Regions from separate parts of the Mus musculus genome. Here region 1 is linked to region 2. The links are chromatin loops, found by intact Hi-C in ENCODE. Cell type or tissue: left cerebral cortex. All regions are shown on one strand. Each heading gives the region's core, and the rest is flanking DNA. Links, peaks and the distances in the headings are about the cores only.

Evidence for each region. A loop is a pair of places that touch in the nucleus more often than their neighbours do. Peaks named below come from ENCODE experiments on the same cell type or tissue, not always from the same donor. Only the 100,000 strongest peaks of a DNase experiment are listed, where the experiment ranks them.
Region 1: it touches region 2 in a loop (4-fold over the local background); 5 of 42 quality-filtered maps call a loop at or near these places.

What each region holds. Positions count from the first base shown.
Region 1 is chr7:31,072,673-31,084,202 of GRCm38, forward strand. It overlaps Fxyd3 (FXYD domain-containing ion transport regulator 3), which reads right to left and starts at 4,025. Exons shown (of 8, transcript NM_008557.2): 1 at 3,949-4,025; 2 at 910-963. The coding sequence starts at 949. In left cerebral cortex, for the core only: a CTCF peak has its summit at 5,582 (motif pointing left); DNase peaks (open chromatin) are centred at 1,548, 2,231, 5,012 and 5,567; H3K27ac peaks cover 2,370 bases.
Region 2 is chr7:30,867,503-30,879,032 of GRCm38, forward strand. Cd22 (CD22 antigen) reads right to left here. Exons shown (of 16, transcript NM_001043317.2): 4 at 10,548-10,605; 5 at 9,937-10,341; 6 at 8,351-8,671; 7 at 5,633-5,917; 8 at 5,234-5,497; 9 at 2,844-3,101; 10 at 2,354-2,617; 11 at 2,008-2,271; 12 at 461-557; 13 at 280-355; 14 at 1-78. The coding sequence starts at 10,584. Among named protein-coding and RNA genes, the nearest start is that of Cd22, 7.1 kb to the right of the region's middle. In left cerebral cortex, for the core only: a CTCF peak has its summit at 5,779 (motif pointing right); a DNase peak (open chromatin) is centred at 5,771.

The DNA of each region.
Region 1 (11,530 bases), core at 1,235-9,234, 210 kb after region 2:
CAGTCCCACGTCCCTTTCCCAAACAGAAGACTACTTGTGCCCAAAGAATAGTAAAGTAAAAAGTGATCTAAAAGGGTGGGGGCTGCCGGAGAGAGGTGGCTGAGTGGTTAAGAGCAATGACTGCTCTTGCAGAGGAGCCAGGTTCAGTCTGCAGCACCCACAAAATGGTTCACAACCATCTCTAACTCCAGTTGCATGGGTTCTGATGCCCCCTTCTGGCTTCCACAGTTACCAAGCACAGACAAGTAAGCAAAACCATCATATCCATAAGTAATTTTTTTTAAAGGTGGCTTGCTCCTCAGGTATGACACCCAAAGGTGTCCTTGGCTGCCACATGAATAAACACGCACATGCATGCACACACATGAACACACACAGTCATACACATGCAAAGAAGAGGCAGAGCAGGTGAGGAAGGAGAAAAGCATGCCAATAGCAAGGAGGAAGAACTCAATTCTGGCTGAAAGCTCATCTGGCTTCATTCCGGGCCTGAGTTCTGCTAATGGGAGAAAAACAATGCTTAATTCTTAGGCACACACGCTTGGAGCCTGCTCCACCCAGGCCCTGGTCAAACATTAACTCATTTAGGGCTCACAAAGCCCCTATGACTAAGTGACATTCTTCTCTGTGTTTTCACAGATGGAGAAACTGAGGCACAGGGTACTCAGGTTACCTGCTCCATCACTGCTAGCCTCCTGGTTGCTTGTGGGATGGCAGTGTAGGGAGGGTGTGACACACAGCACAACAGTACTGGACTGAGCCTTTTGCTTGTTGTCACTGATGATTAAATGGCATTTCCCCAGTGGATGAAGAGAGAAAGCAGGGAGGGAGAGAGAGAGGGGGGGGGGGAGAGAGAGTCTGCCCGTTGAGAGGCTCTGAGAAAAGGCAGTTTGGGGGCCAGATACTCACCTGCTAGAAGGACCAACAGGCTCAGAACAACCTCTTGCATGTCAAAGCCTTGACCTAGAGGAGTCCAGAAAACAGGCCTAACCTCAGCAGGGTGACCAGGATGTAAGGCTTTGTACCTCTGTCTCACCTGTTGCTCACCAGGAACACAGCCCAGGGTACACACAGGAAGACTGGCAGTGAACCTGAAGCTCACTGGGCAGGAAGATAAGAAGCCCCAAAGTCAAGTGGGGGCTGGGTGAGCATTCAGGTTCCATGAAGGAACAGGTCCTATGTGCAAAGAGGCCATTTTCCTGGCAGTGATATTAGGTTTTACTGTGAATGGATTTTTTTCCTTGAGAGAGGAGGTAGAACAGTGTTTTGCTATGTCTAAGATGGCCTTGAATTTGCCACCCCCTGCCTCAGGTCTCCAAGGGCTAGGATTATAGGTGTGCACCATCAAATCCAGCTTGTTAGCCCCATCTTACAGATGGGAAAACTGAGGCTCTGATACAAGAAAGTTGATGCCCTGGATGACTTGATCCAGAAAGCAGAATTTAAACAATGCCTCTTTCCCAACTAGCTGTTCATAACTCAGAACTGTGAGGGCCCCGGGGTGTTTTGGGGAAGAGGGTGCCAGGAGCCAGGTGGCAGGAGGCCCGGGTTCTGGGAGTGGCTCGCACAGACAGCTTGGAGCCTGCCAGGCTCTGCCCACACACTGCAGGCTTCTAGCTGAGGCCTGAGCTGACCCCCTGGGCTGCTGGGTGCGTGTATGAGGGAAATAATGTCAAGCTGGTGGGATATGTCCAGAGGGACCTCTGTCTTCTGCCCCACCCCTGGGTCTGTCCCTTGAGACCCCACTGAGCGTTCTCTGCAGTCCCAACTCTACTCCAGTTATTGCCCCCTACCCTAGCCCTCACTCTGCTCAGCCCCTGCTTACTCCTCCCCCCAGCCCTCTTGACAGCAAACACTACAGGTTCTCCAGTGAGGCTTAGCACAGAGCCCTTTCCATACAGCCCTGGCTGTGACCATCTGTCTTTCTATCACCCTGGAGGCCTGTAATAAAAGTCCTGCTGCCTGTGAACCTCCCCTGCTTGCCCTGCTCAACTGTCCTGAGCTCGTAAGCACGTGTACACACACATACACACACACACACACACACACACACACACACACACAAACACTCATCCCGGCTCCCCACCTGCTGGACACTGTCCAGTGACTTTACAGTGACTCCTCTCTTTAATCCCCAGCAGCCCCAATGTCACCCTTCAGAACTAACCTTTTTTCATTCACACCAAAGCACATACTTGGGAATGGAGCCACCAGTCACCGATGGTGCAGGGGAGTCCCACATGCTCACACAGACGTTGCCATTTCTCTGGGACCAATCCCAGAGGCCGAGAAATCCTTCAGCTTCTTTAGTAATCTAAATCAATGCTACAGGTTTGCCATTCAAGTAACTAGGGAAGCCGAGGCAGGAGAAATTCTACTTCCAAGCCAGCCTGGGATACGACTAAGTGCAAGGACAGACTGAACAATTTAGTGAGATATTGTCACAAAATAAAAAGTTTTTTTTTTTTTTTAAAAAAAAGGATATAAGATACAGCTCAGTGGTAGAGCCCCTGCCTAGAATCCCCCAGTGAAGGGCTGGAGGTGTGGCTCAGTGGTAGAGTACCTGCTTAGAATCCCCCTATGAGAGGCTGGGGGCGTGGCTCAGTGGTAGAGCCCCTGCCTAGAATCCCCCTGTGAGAGGCTGGGGGCGTGGCTCAGTGGTAGAGCCACTGCTTAGAATCCCTCAGAGAGGGGCTAGCAATGGAGGCTTGCTTAGCCTGCTCTTCAGGCCCTGGACTTAATTAACACTTATCACTCACACACACACACACACACACACACACACACACACACACACACATACCATGCACACACATACCCTGGACCCATTTGTTTAGATTAGACATATATTTCTTGTAGTTGATTTGGGGACTATTTCTCAGATGTCTAGGGCCCCAGCAAGCTTTGGGGAGCTCCAGTAGTGGTTAGGGGTCTCAGCTATGGATGCTTGTGGTCTAAGGCTGCCCCCTGATACTCTGTCACACATGCATGGGTTGCAGCTGAGTGCCCAGCCTATGCGGCCATTTTTCTCAGTTCCAGCCTGACTCCCTCATACTGTCTTTTCAGCTTGATGAAGCTGACACTGTTCTTATCCCACACAGCCATCACATGGGAATTCATCCTAACGCTGTGTGCTCTATCAATATGGCTGCTGAATCTCACCTCTTACACTTCTCTCTCCAGACTCTTCCAAGACCCCAAAGGACCACAATCTCTGAGTGAACCAGAGTGGGAGCCAGCACAGAGAGAACCAGCCTTGCTGGGACACTAAGCACCCCTCATCTGCTTCCTGCCTGTGCTAGTCAGAGGGCAGCTTCCGTGTTTTCCCCTACTCCAGGACGGTGGATGGTCATATCTGCAGGGTAGGATGCATACACCCTTGTCATCTGAGTCCCCATCTCCTAACCAAGTCCCGCTTTACAGCTTCCCTGGATCAGACTTCTCTCTCCTGGTGTTCATCTATCTTCCTTGTGCCCTAATAATACCTGGCCGCTCAGACACACACCTCCATCTGCTTCCTCCCCCCAGGGCACTTAAATTACTCTTCATCTACTTAGTTACCCCTAGACACCCCTCTACTCTCATCCACTGAGAAACCCTCAATCACGATATTACGATGTAGTCACTTCCTGTACACCCTGACACCTCAGATACCTCAGGTAAACCCAGACTTCTCATCTTCTCAGACCTCCCCCAGGCTTCCCCAATCCGTCTATGAATATCAGGTGAGTCCCCCCAGTTGTATAATCCAGTCCCACAGAGGTGAGCCATCTGGGACAATCAGCTGACAGAGGCGGGTAGTCTCCTGTCCCCATAAAAGAATCTTTAAGCAGGAAAGTTTTAGGGGTCTTTAACCCCAGTTTCTATGTAATAGGTGCAGTTAGAGGAGAGTTAGAGAGAGTGGGGGAGCAGAGGCTCAGGGAGGAAGGGGCCCCCAAGGCCACTCACCTGAGTAGCTCAACAGGCTGAGAGGTGGTTCCGGGAGAAAGCAGAGTATGGACTTGCCAAGCCGGGACAGCCTTTATCCACACTGCCACGCCCTGAGCAAACCTGGGCAGGCAGGCACAAGTCAGGTCTCCCTGAGGCGAGGGACGCCCCCACTCCATTCCTCCCTTAAAGAGACAGTTCTACTCATTCTTTAACTATAGTAGCCTCAGGTAAAGTGGAAGGGGACCAGGGTGGGCTGAGGATTGGAGGGAAGAGGGTGTGTCTGATCTCCCAAACATCAAAGGAGACTGGGAACGGGGAAGATTCTGGGGTCCTTAATGACAGACGCCCATCATCCTGGAACGATGTGGGAGAACGTGGAACATACATGTAATCTGTTTCTGATTTAGGTTGTAGTGGGGGTGGGGCTTTTTCTTTATTTGTTTGAGACAAGCTCTCACTATGTAGCTCTGGCTGGCCTGGGAACTCACACTACAGACCAGGCTGGACTTGATCTTGTTGAGAGTCACCCATCTCTGTCTCGCAGGCTGGGATTTAAGGCATGCACCACCAGTTGTTGTTTTGTTTGGGGATGCACCCACTGGCATTTGTAGGGAACTAAAGCCCACTCTCCATTCTGCATTCTTTGTTGGCAGGGGTTAATAAAAGACACTGACAAGGCCAAAGTTGTAATAGGAAGAAGGCACTCAAGTGGTGGGTAGAAGTTGGGGAAGGTCTGGTTCTTGGGGTTCATAGACCAGGCCCCAGAAGACTGAAAACCGAACTGACTTTCAACGTTTCTCTCAGAGATGAGGAGATGTCGGGTGGACGTTCAATCTACGGAGTGGGTGTGGGCATGGATGTGGATGTCAAAGTTGTCTTCCTCTACTGCAGATGAGTTCCCTGTACTCTACAAGCCCCCACCCTTCCCTGCCCCCTGTCCAAATGGCACTCCTTCCGCCTGGGGTCTGTAAGGCTCCCACATGGTCCCTGCTGGAGGTGCCCCCTCCCCCAAAATTCTTCCTCCTTACACAGAAGAACTTTTGTCCGGGGTCTGGATGGAGAACAAGGCACCATTGAGTGGCTGGCAGAGGATTGGGGTCACCGGGAGGGGCAGGGCCAGGAAAGGGGTGGCTTCTATTCGGCCACCAGCTGGACTCCAGACGACCCCCAACACTATGGTGAAGGCGGTAGGGTGGAGACCCAGAGGCACCAGGCTTGGGAGAGGTTGCTGTTGTGGGTGTGGAGAGGAAAGTTTAAGGGAACTTAGGGCCAAGGGTCTGTGGGGCAAGGAAAAGGACTCCCCACTTCTCGCCAAGGCCTCCCTCCCTGATGTAGCTCACTTAACTATGATAGTCTGTGTTCCCTGTTGGTAGCTCCTGATCTTCAGGCCCTAGCCAGGACAAGGCATCCTGCCTCCCATAAAGGAGCGGAGCCCTCCCTCAGGGCAGTACCAAAGCAAGAAGCACAGCTAGAGATACAAACAGAGGAAGGACAGGCCTGGCAGTGGTCTGGCCTGGGATGGAGGGAAGAGACTTCCAGGTCCCCTTAGGGCATCTTTGTACCTAGCCACATCTTCCAGAAGCTCGACTGCCTCTGGGGAAAACATCTAAAACCCTTGGTGGTCCTAAGAGTAGGAGAGTGTCTCCCTCTGCTGGACATCATAGAACTACATGCATCAGAGAGCAGGAGCTAGGTGGGGTGGGAGTGGGAAAGCTTGGGTTTCTGTCCTTCATCCCTCCTGGGTGTGCACCCAGATGCTAGAGGGACCAGGTGAGAATCGCGAGCAGATTGTGAGGCAGGATGAGTGTGAGAATGACTATCTTGTCTAAGATAAGTGGCACCCTGTGGTTAGATGTAAGCAGTCTTCAGTCTCCTTGATAAGGGACCAAAGTGAGGTGTGTGAGGTGTATGTGTGGAGGGGGGTGATACCACTGTGGCAGAGAGACAGTGTCTGTGTGTGGTGTGGTGTGGAGTGGAGTGTGTGTGTGTGTGTGTGTGTGTGTGTGTGTGTGTGTGTGTATGTACTTGTATAGGGATAAAATATCCCCAGAGAGTCACACCCATATGGAAGAAGACAGAGGAGAGATCGGTAATCCCACTTGTACTTTGACATTTTACCTACTGAGAAATGTGCTGTTTCTTAAAAAGCTTACGTGAGGGGGCTGGAGAGAGGGCTCCACAGTTAGGAGTGCAAGCTGCTCTTGAAGAGGACGTGAGTTGTGTTCCAGGAACCCTCAGCGCCACAACTGCTTGTAACTCCAGCTCCCAGAGATCCGATGCCTCTGGCCTCTGAGTGCACCTGCACACACATACAGCATACCCTCTCAAAGACACACAATTTAAAATAAATTTTAAGTATGTTTTAAAAGTTTGGTTGAAACTGTTGAGGTGGTAGGGCAGTCTGGTACATACCTGTAACCCTAATATTTGGAAGGCTGAAGCCAAAAGAGTTTGAGTATGAGTCCAGCCTGGGCTACAAAGCAAGTCATAGGTTAGCCCAGGATATGTTGCAAGATCCTATCTCAATTGTTTAAAATATTAGATAAAATAAAATAGTAAACTAAAATGAGCGTACAGTCATTGTTCAGTGTCTACACATATTGCCAGGATGCCTTGAATGCTTGGCTATTCAAGTCCTTTATTTGCAATGCTATAGTGTTTGCCCAGAACCTAGCCATGTCTGCTATGGATTTAAAATCACCTACACAGTACTTGTAACACTCAGTACAGTGGAAATGTTAGGTAGAGTTGTTACTCTGTATTCAACAATACAGAGTTGTCCTGGCAGTTGTGTCTGCCCAAGACTCTTGTCTGCACAAGACAAGAGCCGCCCTACACATTTGTAGCAGATACCATGTTGCAAGGTCAGAAGGTCAGACATCCTCCAGAGAACACATTTTTCCCCCAGAGTACTTGTTACAGTTGATGGATTCCTCCCACACAGAACAGACAGGTGTAGAGGGGTGATTATATGTACAATATATTCTATAACAACATACATTAATATAGATGACAAGGTTATTGGAAGTATCTTTCCTTTATGTTTTTTTTTTCATTTTTATTTATCTGCGCGCGTGCGTACGTGCATGCGTGCATGCTCACAGTGTCCTCAGAAGCCAGAAGAGGGCATTGGATCCCCTGAAGCTGGAGTTTCAGGCTTTTGTGACCTGCCCACCGTGGGTAATGGGAAAGAACTCAGGTCCTCTGCAAGAGCAGGAAGGGCTCCTAGTGCTGTCATCTGCTCAACAACCTCCTGTTGCCTTTTTGAGGTCATCTGGCCCAGAGCAACCTTTGTAGCCTGGAACAGGCTCTGATTTCTCAATACTGTGGGAATTCTAACTTAACAGGGGAAAAAAAATCAACCACCCGTTTGGTCTCAGCATCACAACACTTTCAGGAATGCAATGAAAGTAGAGTCAAAGCTACAGGTATCAGTGAACTGGCCTTAGAGGTCACAGGGGATGGGTCATAGGCTCTCATTCCAAGCCTGGGTCCTCCTGGTCAAAAGAATGGAATCTACCTGTAGTCTTGGGTAGAGACATGACATTCTGATCTGCTCCAAAGATTAGAACATTACACATCATTGTCTCCTCCTACCCTGGCTTACATCTTTCTTTCTTCCTTTCACCCACCCCACCTACCCCCACTTCGTAGCTCTGGTTGTCCTGGAACTCACTCTATAGACCAGGCTGGCATCGAACTCAGAGATCCTCCTGCCTGCCTCCTGAGTGCTGGTACTGAAGGTGTGTGCCATCCCTGCTTGGCTCCAGCTTGCTTTTGCTGCTGTTACTCTGTCTCTCTGACCAAAAGCTACTTAGGGGAGGAAACAGGTTATTTCAGCTTACAGTCCAGCATTGAGGGACATCAAAGCAGGAACTTGAAGCAGAAACCACAGAGGAATGCTGCTTGCTTGACTCGCCCGCAGTCTCAGGCTTTGCTAGCTCTCCTATACAACCAAGGATCAGCTGCCTAGGGAATGGTGTCACCCACAGTGGACCCTCCTGCATCATTAAACAAACAAGACAATTCCCCCACAGACATGCCCACAGGCCAATCTGATCTAGGCAATTCCTCAACTGGGACGCCACTTTCCAGTGACTTTAGGCTACAGTTGAGTTGACAGTTAAAATTAACTAGGACAGCTCCCTTAAGAGTTAATCCAGCTGGGCCTGTCAATCACCTGGCTGGATCATCCCTCGAAAGTGGATTCACTAAAGCCCTGCTAAGGAGATGGAGGAATAATTATCCCCTTAAGGCGATGATGTGCTTATCCTTCACAGAACTCCCTCCTCAGTAGGGATGCCTGAAAGGGTTCATTGTGAACACTGCAGCCTGACAGTTTTTCTAAGTTACAAGAAACAAAACAAAACAAAACAAAACAAAACAAAACAAAAACAAACCAACCAAACAAAACCATGCCTTTTTCTTTATTTACAATCTTTTTCTTTCATATACCCGTCACAAATTCTAAGCCTGCTGTCTTTCCCTGGCACTTTGGGTTTCTTCACCTTTCTCTGAAGCTTCCCCCTTTTCTTCCATGCAGCTGCCTGCAGACCCCCACTGCCAGAGAGGCGGCTTTCTCTCCTCCTCCTCCTCTTCCTCTTCCTCCCTCCCCCCCCCAGGTACATCTTCAGGGATGTCTGTGTAGCCAGAACCCCCACAGGATGTCACTGGAGCCCTGGAAAACAGGACATGTCTGCTCACAGTGCAAAGGAAAAAAGGAAATAATAAGGGTTTCCTCCCCACCCCCAAAGGCCTTGGAAAGTTAACTGACAAAAATGCCTGGGGCTGGACATGGTCTGCATAGGCTATCATCTCAGTTCTGGGGAGGCTGAGACAGAAAGATGGAGAGTTCAAGACAGGCCTGTGCTACATAGTGAGACCATGCCCCTTCCCACCCCCCACCCCCAAATCGAACAGCGTAGGCAAGGTAGTTCCGCGAGTAGAGGTGTTTGCTGCCAAGCCCAATGACCTGAGTTCAAATCCTAGGCTCCACATGGTGAAAGATGAGAACAGATTTCAAGGTGTACTCTACACCCACACAAATATATAAACACACACAATCAAATCTTTCCATAAAGGCAACAAGGACAGACAGACAAAGGGAGGAACAGTAACTACAGCAAAGAGTTTATAGGGGGGCACCTGGGAGAGGGTCTCTGGTAATAAAAAACAAAGCCTGCCACCCACTTATAGGCTGGGGATAGTTAGAGAGCGAGGTGGGGAAGGGAACCAGAGATTTCTCTCTTTAGCCTTCGGTTGGCCATTGCTAGGTGTAGGCAGAGAAAAGCAGTACGTGGTGAATTATAGAATTCTAGGTTTCTGATGAACACCTCTCACACCAGCCATTACCCAAAACCACAGTGCAGAAAGGCAAGCATTTAGGAAACTGGGGCCGCCCTGCCAGCGCTCAGGAGGCAGAGGCTAGTGGATCTCCTTGAGTTTGAGGTTAGCCTGATCTACAGAGCAAACTTCAACGTAACTTGTCTCCCAAGGGAGGGTATAAAAACAAGAATCTTCAGTTTGATGGCATTGCACTGTTTAAGCAACAAGGTGGGGGTGGGGTGGGGGGGGGGGAAGCTTTCCAAAGTGGTGTGGCCTGGATGTCTTAACTGCATTCTGTTAGGTAGGCACAAGGGCATGCAGCAGCTGCCCCAGCTGTTCTCTGTTGCAGAGGCAGTGTCCTCATCAGGAGAGTCTTCTGGAAGAGGAGGAAGATGAGGAGGAGGTAGAGGAGGAAGAAGAAGGGGAGGGAGAGGAGAAGGCCCATCTTTAACACACTGTGTGGGAACAAAGACATTTAGGCTGGAGTAACCTGGGCCAGTGAGGTGGTTCCCTGGGGAAAGGGTGATTGCTGCCAAGCCTGGAGACCAGAGTTCAATCCCCAGCCCCCCATGGTGGAAAGAAAGAAGTAACTACTACAAGTTGCCCTCTGATTTCCACAGTGTGCATGCACACACACACACACACACACACACACACACACACAAACACACTAAGTAATGTAAATGTATTTTAAAAGAAGACTAGAATAACCTAAAAGTTAAAACGAGTTTAATCGAGAATAAGAAATCATATTTATGTGTGATCTATATATTAAATATACTTCTTTATATTAAATATCTTATGTATTGATTTTCCCCTCGATAAAAGCCTTTGTTCTCTCCTGCTCTCCCACTGTGTCTCATAGTCTGCTCAGGGATCAGTTCCCAGCCAGTGACCCCTGGCTACAAACTCTCCCTGTCCTGACTTAACCTCTTGCATATGTGGCCAGAGCCTGAGGCTGCGGGAACATTGAGCGTGCAGCTCATGAGGCTTGGCTGGTGCTGCCTCTTGGCAGCCTGGGTCCCACCTCAGCACCCTCAGTCACTCCGGGCCTCCTGTACTGACCTCAGAGGCTAATCCTGAGCTCTGAGCAAGCCAGAGCGAGGCACACCCTGTTGTTGTTGACTATCTTGGCATTTTCAAAGGATTGTCCCAGTCACTGTGGCTCTGGGGCTAGCTGTGACTGGCTCAGCGACTTGTCACTTAGGGCCAAGTCCCACTGTGAAGGGAGGGGAAGACCCAGGTCTTCTGTTTAAGCAGTGAGATGACAGAGGACAACAGAGTGCCATTTAGCCCTGAGTGCCATCCCCCCAGACAGCTGGGTCAGAGGGGGAGTGTTTTGGAAGCAGGCTCCTGCCTCCAGCACCAACAACAGAGGTTGTCACCAAGACCCAGCGTCTTACCCCACCCCCAACCCCGGTGGCACGACAGCCTTTGCCTGGCACCCTGCTCCTGTCTGTAGCCCGAGTACTCTATCCTCAGCTACTACCAGAAGAAACCTGTACTGCTGAGTCAGGTCCCACGGGCCTGCCCCAAAGGCACTGCCTTCCAGCTAAAAGCTGAGGCTTTAGTGTGGCCATGTACAAGTCCCGCATTTAGTCCCTTGTCACCTCTGGACCCGTGATCTCCACCAACCAACTCAGGTCCGGTACTCCAGCCCGTCCCTGGTGTTCCCCTGTTCCTCCTCACACCTGACCAGCCACTCAGCCAGGTCCCCTGCCCTTTGCGGGTCTGTCAGGGAAGCATCTTTCATTCTATCCCTCCTTCATTTTCATCTCCTGGACTCCACTCAGGTACCACCTTCCCAGTGAGGCCACTTGATCAATCACAGTGTGTGTGTGTGTGTGTGTGTGTGTGTGTGTGTGTGTTAGAGGTTGTCTAACACTGGTTGTCTTCATCAGAAACTTAACTTTGTATCGTAAGCCCACAAATTCTGCTGGACTTGCTGGCCAGTGACCTCCAAGGGATGTTCTTGTCTCGTTTCTTCTCTCCCGGCTCAGACCGTAGGTGCTCACTGAGACTCCCCGGGAGGCAGACTCCCCGGGAGGCAGACAGATAAGGAGAGGAGCTAGCTAAGGAAGATGATGAACCTCCAAGATGGCTGCCTTCCTTGCCTTCCTCCAGACCCTAGACTAAAGATGGCCTCTAAAACAAAAGTCTGGCGGGGCTTTTTCCTCCTGCCAGTAGGATGGACTGGCTCAACAAGTTCAAGGCCAGATCAGGAGAGTTTACACAAGAGTTGCACCAAATCAGCCAGCCTGTCTTTCTTCAAACC
Region 2 (11,530 bases), core at 1,337-9,336:
ATAACTAACGGTGTCATCCATTGCCGGATTGTAGCATCCCTGGGATTGGGGGCCTTCTGAGAGAGGGGTCCTCCTAGCCTGGAAGATGCAAAGTGGAAGCTATGGCTCTCTTCTCTGACCCCATGCCTTGCCCCTGGCCTTTGACCCCAACAATTCCCTGGAGGCTTTTTCTCAGTGCTTCTCCAGCACTGAGACTGCAGATGCCCGTGTGCCCTCAAGCCCTTTTCTCATCTGTTGTCTCCAAGGGCTACCCTGGATCTCATCTTCCTCTCGTCTTACCTTTTTGTTCCTCACAAAAAAGCTCTGGCCACTGGAATTTTCCTGAAGCCCCTGCTGGCTGCGGTTTTGCTTCCATCTAAGGATCAAGGGGTTTGTGAGGGCAGGTGGGGATGATCCTGGCAGGCTGCGGGCTGTGGGGAGGGGACAGGAAGAGGAGGGGCAGCAGACAGACAGGGCTCACTTTTTCTGGATTTTCATCCCCCAGATGGCCAGGATGCAGATAGTCAGGCAGAAGCCTAGTCCCAAGGCGACCCGCTTGCCGATGGTCTCTGGACTGTCTGGTGAAGAAAGGTAAACAGGCCCACTCTGCCTTGTGAAGGCAGAGAGAGAGCATTCTGTCCTTATCCTTTCACGAAGCCTGGTCCTTCTTGCCTGCAGATCTCCTCCTCATATGGGAGATGGATAGAGAAGAGGATGGAGAAGAAGTCCCTGTCTTTCCACCCCTGATAGCAGAGAAGAGACAAATCTTTGCCTCTAGCAAGAGCTACTCCATAGTCAGCTCTCACAGAAAGCCTGTGACCCTTGAGTTGGTTGCTGCCCTGCAACCCTGAGAACAGTTTGATCAGACAGTCAAAACTTAAAGTGCACCCAGACAGACTCTGCTCCAACACAAGCCTGGTCCCTGGCTTGTCCTTGCAGGTGTGTCCACAGCAAGGGTTTCAGTTCGTCTCTGCCTTGAAGAGGGTGCTAGGGAGATGGGATGGGCTACAGTCATTTGAAAGAGGCCAGCACAAACTGGGCATGGTTACTCCTATCTGTAATCCCCACACTCAGGAGGCTGAGCCTGGAGTTCAAGGCCAACCTGGGCTGCATAGCAAGACTCTTATCTCAAACAAAAAAGTGTGGGTGGGTTTTGTAGGAAAGGGAGATTTTTTTTAAAAGATTTATTTATTATATGTAAGTACACTGAAGCTGTCTTCAGACACACCAGAAGAAGGCATCAGATCCCATACAGATGGTTGTGAGCCCCCATGTGGTTGCTGGGAATTGAACTCAGAACCTCTGGAAGAGCAGTCAATGCTCTTACCTGCTGAGTCATCTCTCCAGCCCAGGAGATGAGGTTCTTTTGTTTTGTTTTTCTACATAGCCCAGGCTGGCACTGGCCTTCACATGGCATCGCCACTCCAACCTCTCAAGGCCCTGTTCAGCTTCCTTTTTGTGCTTGAAAAGATTTTTTAAAAAAACTATATGCTAGTATTATCTTGTTTAAAACACTAAAATATCAAAAGATAAGAAATAAGGATCTTAGCTGGGTGGTGGTGGCCAACACCTTTAGTCACAGAACTTGGGAGGCAGAGGCAGAGGCAGAGGCAGAGGCAGAGGCAGAGGCAGAGGCAGAGGCAGAGGCAGAGGCAGAGGCAGAGGCAGAGGCAGAGGCAGAGGCAGAGGCAGAGGCAGGTAGATCTCTGTGAGTTCATGGCCAGCCTGGTCTATAGAGCAAGTTCTGGGACAGCTATGACTTCACAGGGAAACCCTTCCTTGAAAAGCAAAAACAAAACAAAACAAAACAAAACAAAAATTAAAAAAAAAATAAAAGAACTAAGTGTCTTATCCATCAAGGGCGAGATTGGCATGTAGAAGAAAGGAGGAAGGCAGGCCGGAAGAGCAGGGGACTTTCCACTCAGGTCACAGGGTATGTCTGAGCTAGACACAGGAGAAGGAAGAGGGAAGGGACTGCAGCTCCCAGGACAGGACAGGGACCAAGGGAAGACAGCAAGGGGAACTTACAGTAGACAGTGAGGGTGCTGGGTGGTGACTCTCCTGTGCCTATCCCATTGGTCCCTTTGCAGCGGTAGGAACCCGTGTGTTGGACCTCCAGGGGTTCCAGTCTCAGTTTCTGGCCTGAGGAGTGGAGGTCTTGGCCACTGGAGTCAAACCAGGTGTACTGTGAGATGGGCGGATTGGCATCACTCTCACAGGACAAGGTGGCCTTCTTCCCCTCCATCACATGGTCCCCAGGGCTGATGGACACACGCAGCCTCCGAGGAGCATCTGTAAAGGAGACCCCGAGTCAGGCCGGGGCAGCGGGTCACCTCATCATCTTCTCATTTAGGCCCCAGCTCCAGCCACTCACACAGCACTTGGAGGTTCCAGGCCTGTGACAAGGTCTCTCCGATGGAGTTGTTGACCATGCAGTTATAATTTCCAGAATCTTCTGGGGAGACGGAGCCGAAGCTCAGGTACCTCCCTTCCTGCACGAGACTCCCATTCTTCTTCCAGAAGAAGCGGACCTCTGCCGGGTTGCTCTCTGCGAAGTCGCATTGGAGGAGGACACGCTGCCCAGCGCGGATCTCTGATGCGGGGCTTACCTTCAGTACCTTCACGTCTCTGGGGGCGTCTGCAGGGCCACAGCCTCAGGTGATGTTTTGGTTTTCTTCCCTTCTTGATGTCCCCAAAGTTTCCTGTCCCCTTGATTAGGACACCCTGTCTCCTTGGCGCTGAGCCCTGTGCGTCCTCCCTCAACCCTCTCTTTTGGCCTGTGGCCCGAGTCCCCATCCCCTCCCCTCACTCTCCCACCCACAGATCTCAATGTGACCTCCTCCTGGGCACCCCATATCACTCACAGTGGACATTCAGGATGACAGGGAGGGCCCACGAACACTTGTGGTTGCAGGCAGCACAGCTGACAGGCATGGAATCCCATGTCACTTTCTGAATCCTCAGCACTCCGGGTTTGAGCACACTCCCAGAACCTTGAGGGTTCCATCTGTAGGAGGTGACGTCTGGATTGCTGGAGTTGTACCTACAGACCAGGGTCACACTGTCTCCTTCCAGGATTGGTGTGAAGCTCTGAATCACTGTGGTCACCGCCTTGGGAGCATCTTAGGGTAGAATGGAGAGGCAAGCAAAGATGGAGAGGCAAGCAAAGAATGATTTCTTTTCTTTCCCTTTGCAAGCACCAGACACCACACGTGAGGTCTTACATGGGCTAGGCAAGAGTTCTACCACTGAATGAACTATATCACTAGCCCTAACCTATTTCTCTTTCTTTCTTTCTTTCTTTCTTTCTTTCTTTCTTTCTTTCTTTCTTTCTTTCTTTCTTTCTTTCTTTCTCTCTCTCTCTCTCTCTCTCTCTCTCTCTCTCTCTCTTTCTTTCTTTCTTTCTTTTTTTCTTTTTCTTTTTTTTTTTCCAAGATAGGGTTTCTCTGTGTAGCCCTGGCTGTCCTGGAACTCACTTTGTAGACCAGGCTGGCCTCGAACTCAGAAATCCACCTGCCTCTGCCTCCCGAGTGCTGGGATTAAAGGTGTGTGCCACCACACCCGGCTCCCTATTTTTCTTTTTTAACCTTTTATTTTTGAGTCACAGTCTTCTTAATTTGCACAGGTCAGCCTTGAACTTGAATAGCCCCTGAATAAGCGAAAAGGCCGACTTGCACCACCCTGGGCCAGTTGCAAGGCTGGTTTTCACAGAACCTTTTCACATTGTCCCTGAATGCATCCTCTCCTGTCCCCTCTCCTGTCCCCTCTTGCACCTGTGAAGCAGAGCCCATGCTGTTTAAAGCTGTGTGATGGTGGCCTGTAGACCCCTATCAAGTTGGGCACCTAGCCTTCTAGAATCTTCCCAAAGGATATCCTTAGAGCAGCCAGTGGTGTGATACTACTGCTGTTCAGATGTTCAGAGTATGGGTAGCCCTGTCTGTATCCAAGCCACTAGGTACCCAACAAACACTATCCTGGAAGCATCTCCAAGGCAAGCTGTGCAGTGCCGAGGAATGCCAAACAGTGGGGCAGAATGGTGAGATGGTCCCTCTGGCTCTCAGATCTATCAGGACTTCTTCAGGGCCTCACCCGTTGCCTACGAATGTTAGATCTCCATGCCTCACATCGCCCAGGCAGGCCTCAAACTTGCTATAGAGCCAAGGTGACCTTGAATTTATGATCCTCCTGCCTTGTGTCTTAAGTGCTGAGATTTCGGGTATGTGCCACTACATTTGTTTCTTTTATGCGGGGCTGGATGAATCCAGAGCTGTATGTGTGCTAAGTATTCTACCAAGGGAGCCAAACCCCCAACTTCTCTATAGGGGATTTTAATCAGGGGCTCTACCACTGAGCCACGGCCCCAGCCCCTCACTGGGGGATTCTGGGCAGGGGCTCTACCACTGAGCCACGGCCCCAGCCCCTCACTGGGGGATTCTAGACAGGGGCTCTACCACTGAGCCACGCCCCCAGCCCCTCACTGGGGGATTCTAGGCAGGGGCTCTACCACTGAGCCATGCCCCCAGCCCCTCACTGGGGGGATTCTAGGCAGGGGCTCTACCACTGAGCCACGCCCCTAGCTCCTCACTGGGGGATTCTAGGCAGGGGCTCTACCGCTGAGCCATGCCCCCAGCCCCTCACTGGGAGATTCTAGGCAGGGGCTCTATCACTGAGCCATGCCCCCAGATCCCTCACTGGGGGATTCCAGACTAGTGTTTGGTTGCTGAGTACCTTACTGGTATATTGTAGGTTGTATTCTATTATTGAGCTACATCTCTGGTCCTCTTTCTACTTTTGAGCCAGTCTTACTAAGTTGCCTAGGCTGAACTTGAATTTACTCTGCTGCCCAGGCAGGCCTCACGTTTGTGATTTTTCAGCTTCCCCAGTAGCTGGGATGACAGATCTGGGCCACCAGGCTGGTGAGATTCATTCATTCATTCATTCATTCATTCATTCATTCAACAAACATCTACTAAGTAAGTGCCATAAGCTGAGGCTCTTGGTCACTGTCTAGAATGCAGCTGTGAAGCTCCAGGTGCCTGGTGGCTTGTCTTCCAAACTCCCTCCCACCCCCTCATCCTACACCCAGTACACCCCTTCACCTCCACACCCATCACTCCCTATACCTCCACACCCCAACACACTCAACACCCACTACACCCCCTCACTCCCACAACCCCTCACCCCTACACCCTCCCTATTTGCCTTCCTTATTTCCCTCTTTCCTCCAAAACCCAGAAGTCAGTTGGCCGCTCACAATGGACATCCAGCTTAGCTTCCTGGTCTATCTTTCCATGACCCAGACGGTTCTCTGCCAAGCAAGAGTAATTCCCAGCATGCCACGGGGAGACTTTAGGGATGCGGAGCTTCTCTTGGGTGTCTCCAGGTATAGGTTTCCTGTTGTGATACCAGGTGTAGTTTGTTGCACTTGGACTGGCCAGTGACTCACAAATCAGCTCTACTGACTGTCCCTCTTCAGCGGGGGAAGGGTAGATGTGAACCCTGGAGGGTTCTGGAGCATCTGAAAGAATGTATGGCCACAGGACAGGTGAGCAGAGCCTGCTAATGTGGGCAGGCAGCCACCTGAACCTCTGGTATCATCCCTTGAGGATCCTGCTAACTCCGCACCTCCCTCACCAGCTTCAAGGAAACTCACAGTGCACCGTGAGTTCCACTTCTTCCGACTCTCCTGGGCCTATGTCGTTGGAAGCCTGGCACCGGTATTTCCCTCTCATGTCCTTGGTCACTGAATGCAGAATTAGCTTGGACATCTGTTGTTCCTGTTCCAGTTCCTGATCCTCTAGGGGGCGCCCATCCTTGAACCAAGACACCGCCACGGTCCTGAGTTTCGGGTTGCTGCTGTTAACCCGGCATGTCATGGTCACAGAATTGTTCTTTTCCACCTCTGTGGGATTGACCTTGATCTCCAGCTTCGGGGTATCTGCGGGAAACGAGAAGCAGTTGCGGAGAGCACAGGGAATGCTCGGTGGCTGCACTGTTATTCCGACAGCAGTAGCACGCACATCTGTGGTTCCTATGTCCACCCAGGTGACTGCCCCAGCTCCTCACTTGTCTGCCTACTCTCATTTCTCCTGTCCCCTACCCTTGTTGTCTCTGCCGGCACCCCGAGTATCCCTAGCATCGTCAAAGACTGGCACTGAAGCTGTCTATCCACTGGGCTTGTACAGCCCAGGGGACCAGCCCTCTCTACTTCTTTCCCTGCTTAGCTGAAAAGGCTCAGGCTTGACCCACACTCCTCTCCGGTCCTCGGCCACTGCCGTGGGTACACGATGCTCCCCCTCAGGACCTTTGTGCTTATTTCTTTCTCTCCATGGGAACTTCTTTGCCTGTTCTCTATCATGTCAGCTGAGGTCTGCACCTTCCTCACATGAGTCTCTATCCTTCTAATCACCCGCCTCCTTTTGACCGGTTTTTGAGGTATTTGTGCGCGCCCGCGAGTGCGCAGGTGACTATGGTCAGAGGACAGCCATGGGTGTTGTGCTTCAGAAACCATCCATCTTGTTTTTACATTTTTTGAGACCAGGTCTCTCGCTGATCTGGAGCTCTATTAGACCAGCCCAAGGATCCACCCGGATCTGCCTCCCCACGGCTGAGACAACAAGCAAAGGCCACCATACCCAACTTGTTTTGTTTTGTTTTGTTGGCTTTTTGTTCTTCCAGACGGGGGTTTCTGGAACTCACACTGTAGACCAGGCTGGCCTCGAACTCAGATCCACCTGCCTCTGCCTCCCAAGTGCTAGGATTACACCACACGCTGCTTACATTCAACGCTTAAAATGTGAGCTCTGAGCCGGGTGTGGTGGCGCACGCCTTTTATCCCAGCACTCAGGAGGCAGAGGCAGGCAGATTTCTGAGTTCGAGGCCAGCCTGGTCTACAGAGTGAGTTCCAGGACAGCCAGGGCTATACAGAGAAACCCTGTCTTGAAAAACCAAAAAAAAAAAAAAAAAAAAGAATGTGAGCTCTGGGGTTCAAACTCAAGTCCTCATTCTTGTAAGGCAAATACATTTAAAAAAAAAGTTTGTTTTCTTTTCTTTGTGTGTATCTGTGTCAGAGGGACGGCCTCAGATCCCATGGAGAGACAGCTCTTGGTGGTTGTCAGCTGCCTGGTGTGGATGCTATGAATTGAATTCAGGTCCTCTGCAAGAGCAGTAAGTGCTCTAAACCATTGAACTATCTTTCCTAAGTACTTAAAAAAATATATTATGGGGCTGGAGAGATGGCTCGGCAGTTAAGAGCACTGGTTGCTCTTCCAGAGGACTAGGGTTTCCAGCATCTACAGGGAGGCTCACGACTGTCTGTAACTCCAGTTCCAGGGCATCCAACACCCTCTTCTGGGCTCCACAAACACCATTCTTGTGATCCGTGCACTGGCATACATTCAGGCAGAACACTCACACACATACAAATAAAAAATTAAAAGTCTTTTAAAATTGAATAATCAGTATATCACATAGTACTAAGCTTTAAAAAAAATAATTCAAAGGGGGTTTATTAGATTGGCTAGACAAATTCAGAGTTATCTACCCAGACCTCTTTTTCTATTAATATACATATCTCCTCCTGGCAATTCTGTTCTATGTTTCTTATGTGTCTATTCCATTTCAACTGTTAATCCACACAGGCAGAACCTGTGTGCTCAGCCTAAGCTGGCATTCAAGACAAGACTGGCACCCAATCAATTCACAAGCTTGGGTGTTTGTTTTAAGGTAGGGTCTGATTGGCTTAGAACTCACTATGTAGACCAGGCTAACCTCAAACTCACAGAACTCCACCTACTTCTGCCTCATGCATGCTGGGTTTAAATGTATGTAGCACCATGCCAGGCCCCACAGTAAATATTCATTCAGTGGGTGAATGAATGGGTGAATGAAGCATAAAATAATGATGTGAAAACTTACATGTATGGAGAACAATGAACTCTAAGGAGATGATCCTCAAAGCATGATGTGGCTTCAGAATTGATTGATTGACTGACTGATGGATGGATGGATTGATTGATGCTGGAGGTTAGTCCTGGGTCTCACAAGTGCTAAGCAAGCACCATACCACTGAGCTACATCTCTAGCCCTTGGTTTTTGAGACCACAGTGTTTTACTCCCCTGCCCAGTGCCCGATTCCAGGCCTGCATTACCACACTTAACTGGGTTGCCTTATTGTTCAGGCCAAGGCAGAGGCTAAAATGAACCTGTGTCTTGAGACACAGGACTAACAGAAGAGACAGTTGTGCCACCGCAGAAACAGGTGACTGACAGCTAAACCTTCAGCGGACACAGGCTCTTCCCACCCTGGGTACAACGCAACAGGATTTAGGAAGAAGGTGACAGGTAGCATCCTTCCCACCCGGAGACTCACACTTAACATCCAGACGCACAGTGCGCTCTGAGAGCACTTTGGAGGAGTGCTGGACTTGGCACTTCACACTCTTTCCGTGGTCCGTCCACTTTGGTTGGAAGGTGAGCTTGCTCTCTGTATAGACATTCTTAATGGAGGAGGTGACAGAAGAGGTGATGGAGGTGACAGAAGAGGTGATGGAGGTGATCTCAGAATCTTCTAGGAACCACTTCAAGAGGATGTCATACCCAAAGCAGGAGAAATTCAGTCCACAGGTCAGAGTGACACTTTGGGATTCCCGGATTTCTGATGGCATCTGGATGTAAGGTTGGAACGGTTTCTCTAAGGGGAAAGAAGAGAGAGGCCTGCTTGCTGGAGATGGGACACAGACTGGCTGTCCACCCCTGACTTCAGGCCTCCTCTCCCATGTGACCCCAGAAGAAGCCCTTCAAGGCTAGCCTTTCTTTAGTCAGTTCGACTACTCTGGAAGGCCTTGGGAACACAAGCCTGCTGGGAAATTGTGTTTAACATTGACTTTGTTTCTCACTTTCTCCTTCCATTATGTTCCTAATGGCCTCAGGATCACCCAGGGTGATTTGATTTGATTTGATTGATTGATTGATTGATTGATTGGTTTAATTCTCCATGTATCATTGGTGGCACGTGTTTGTTTGTCAGACTCAGACTTAGAGTCAGCCAAGCACAACATTCCTTTAGTGGGGTGATCCTGAGGCCCTGGGCTCAAATCTCCACCATGCCAGACCATCTGACAGATGATGTGACACCAAGAGACGCAGCATGGACAGCTCTAGTGTGGAGTGATGATACTGTCTAGGGCAGAGGCCCCTGGCTGTTGTTAGAGGTCATGTCTGAGCCCTGTGCTCTCCTCTAGCCTAAAAGAATTTGGTCATTAACACACTGAGAGATTTGAAAATCCAGACCTCTCTCTGCTTTGGAAAGCTTCAGAAAACCTGAGAGCCTCGACAACGGATTCCAGAACAGACACAAGCTGAGGAGAGAAAGCCTGAGGTAGGACAATTGCTCATGCTGCAGTTGGCTGTGTGTGTGTGAGAGAGTTATGTGAGTGAGTGAGTGTGTGTGTGTGTGTGTGCATCAAAGCTTCCTATTTGGTGAGCAAATGAAAAGGAGAAATAAAAAGGAAAGAACATGATTGCTCCTAGGTGTGGTGGAAGAGAAATTATATTGTAGATAAAAGGGAGAACATAGCCAGAGGCAGGCACATCTGGGAGAGTCCAGAGTGGATATGACCCCGAGCCAGGTGAGGAAGGGTGGGAGAGGGGAACCAGGTACAGCAGCCAAGGAAATGGGCTAGAGGTAAAAGAGGGTGGGCTACCCAGATGGCTGGATTATATAGGGAAGAGCCTGGGGGAGGGGCAGCCCGGCTCTTGGGCTGGGGAGATGGGCTAGAGAGTGGGGGCCAGGAGCCAGCCATTCTTTGTAATAGGTAGGGACTGAGGGATGCTGGGAGAATCTGGTGCCAGGCCCTCTTTAATATGTTAAATAGGCACCTTGGCTGTTTGCTCCAGGGTTTGAGCAGGTCCCTCTTTGCTGCCGCTAGAACAGTTGGCTGTCTCCCCATGCCTTACCCGAGACATTGAGGTGAATGGGCTCCATCCATCGTTCAGTCCCTGCGGTCATCCTCAACCCCAGATTCCCACTGTCATTGGCACGTATCGGGTGGATTTTCAGGGTACAATTGTCTATTCTGTTCCCCAGAAATGTTACTCTCCCTTGCTTAGAAAGGTACAGCTCAGACTCTGGGTCCTTCTCAGTCTTTGTGGCGTTGTACAGGACAGTTCCTGTGAATTTCTTGGTGGCCTTGTCAAACTCATAGTTCTGAAAAAGGAGGATGTTGTCCAGACGTGCCTTGGGTAGTGGAGTTTTGTACTTGCAAGGAATCCTGATGCAGGCTCCCTCCCAGGCAAAGAGGGTTTGGGGATGGTCAACGGTCCAATCATTTGCTGAGCTGTACCGAGCCGAAGCCACGTGTCCTAAAGGCCACAACTCTGGTCAGAAGTTGTTACTGAGGGGTGAGAACTTCCACTGGAAGTAGGAGAGGGAGACACTGGGGAGACACACGGTGGAGCAGGAGCACAGAATCTCTGCGGTTCCCCTCCAATGCCCCAGGTCCATCCCCTCTCTGCATTATCCACTGATATCTCCAGACCCAGCTACCAGCCTGGGCCTCAGCACTTACCTAGGATCAAGAGGAGCCACAGGTAATGGACGCGCATGGTGTCTCGTCTGGGTGGGACCTAAAGAAGGAAGAATTAGTCTGTAAACTGGATGTGTTAGCATGTGACTGTAATCTCAGCATTCAGGAAGTTGAGTAAGGAGAATTGCTATGAGTCTGAGGCCAGCGTGGGCTACATTCTGAGACCCGGTCTCAACAAGAACAACAAAAGGAATTTGCCTTTGAGCCATCTTGTTGCTCCCTTATCTTGTTTGTTGTCCCCTGAGTTCTGGCCCCTTTCTTCCTGATTTTGTGTGTGTGTGTGTGTGTGTGTGTGTGTGTGTGTGTGTGTGTGTGGTGTGTCTAGTTATAGTGATAGAGATGTGGGTAGAGCCCCTGCCTAACAAGCACAGGATCTAGATTCAATTGTACTAGTACTAGCCCAAAAAGTAAAACTAAACTCATAGTGCAGTATATTTGGAGGAAGTTGGAAAGCCTTAGAGCAGCGAGAAATCTGAGCGATTGCCTCCTGAGCCCTGGGTGCTGATAGGGAGCAAGGGGCAGGCATCCCTTTTCTAACAACAGCCAGTCGTTAGCAGGTGGGAATGGGGACCTCATGTTGTCCGATCACCCACTGTCTGACCATAAGGAAGAAGCCAGATTGTCATGAGAAATGTCTTGCTTTAGAAGCAATACATAGGACCAGCCATAGTGGTATATACCTAAAAATCCCAGAATTTTGGAGCCTGGATCTATGAATACAAGCTTGAAGCTAGTCTGGCTTACCAAGTCATTATGAGTAGTATTAAATAAGTAGTAGCATACAGCTCTAGCCTGACGGATCAATTTAAGGGCAACTAATTTACAACTCTTATCTCTCTCTCTCTCTCTCTCTCTCTCTCTCTCTCTCTCTCTCTCTCTGTCTCTCTCTCTCTCTCTCTCTCTCTCTCTCCAACAAGCTTGGCCTCCACCATCCTACACTTTATGTAGAGTTAAATTTAACAATT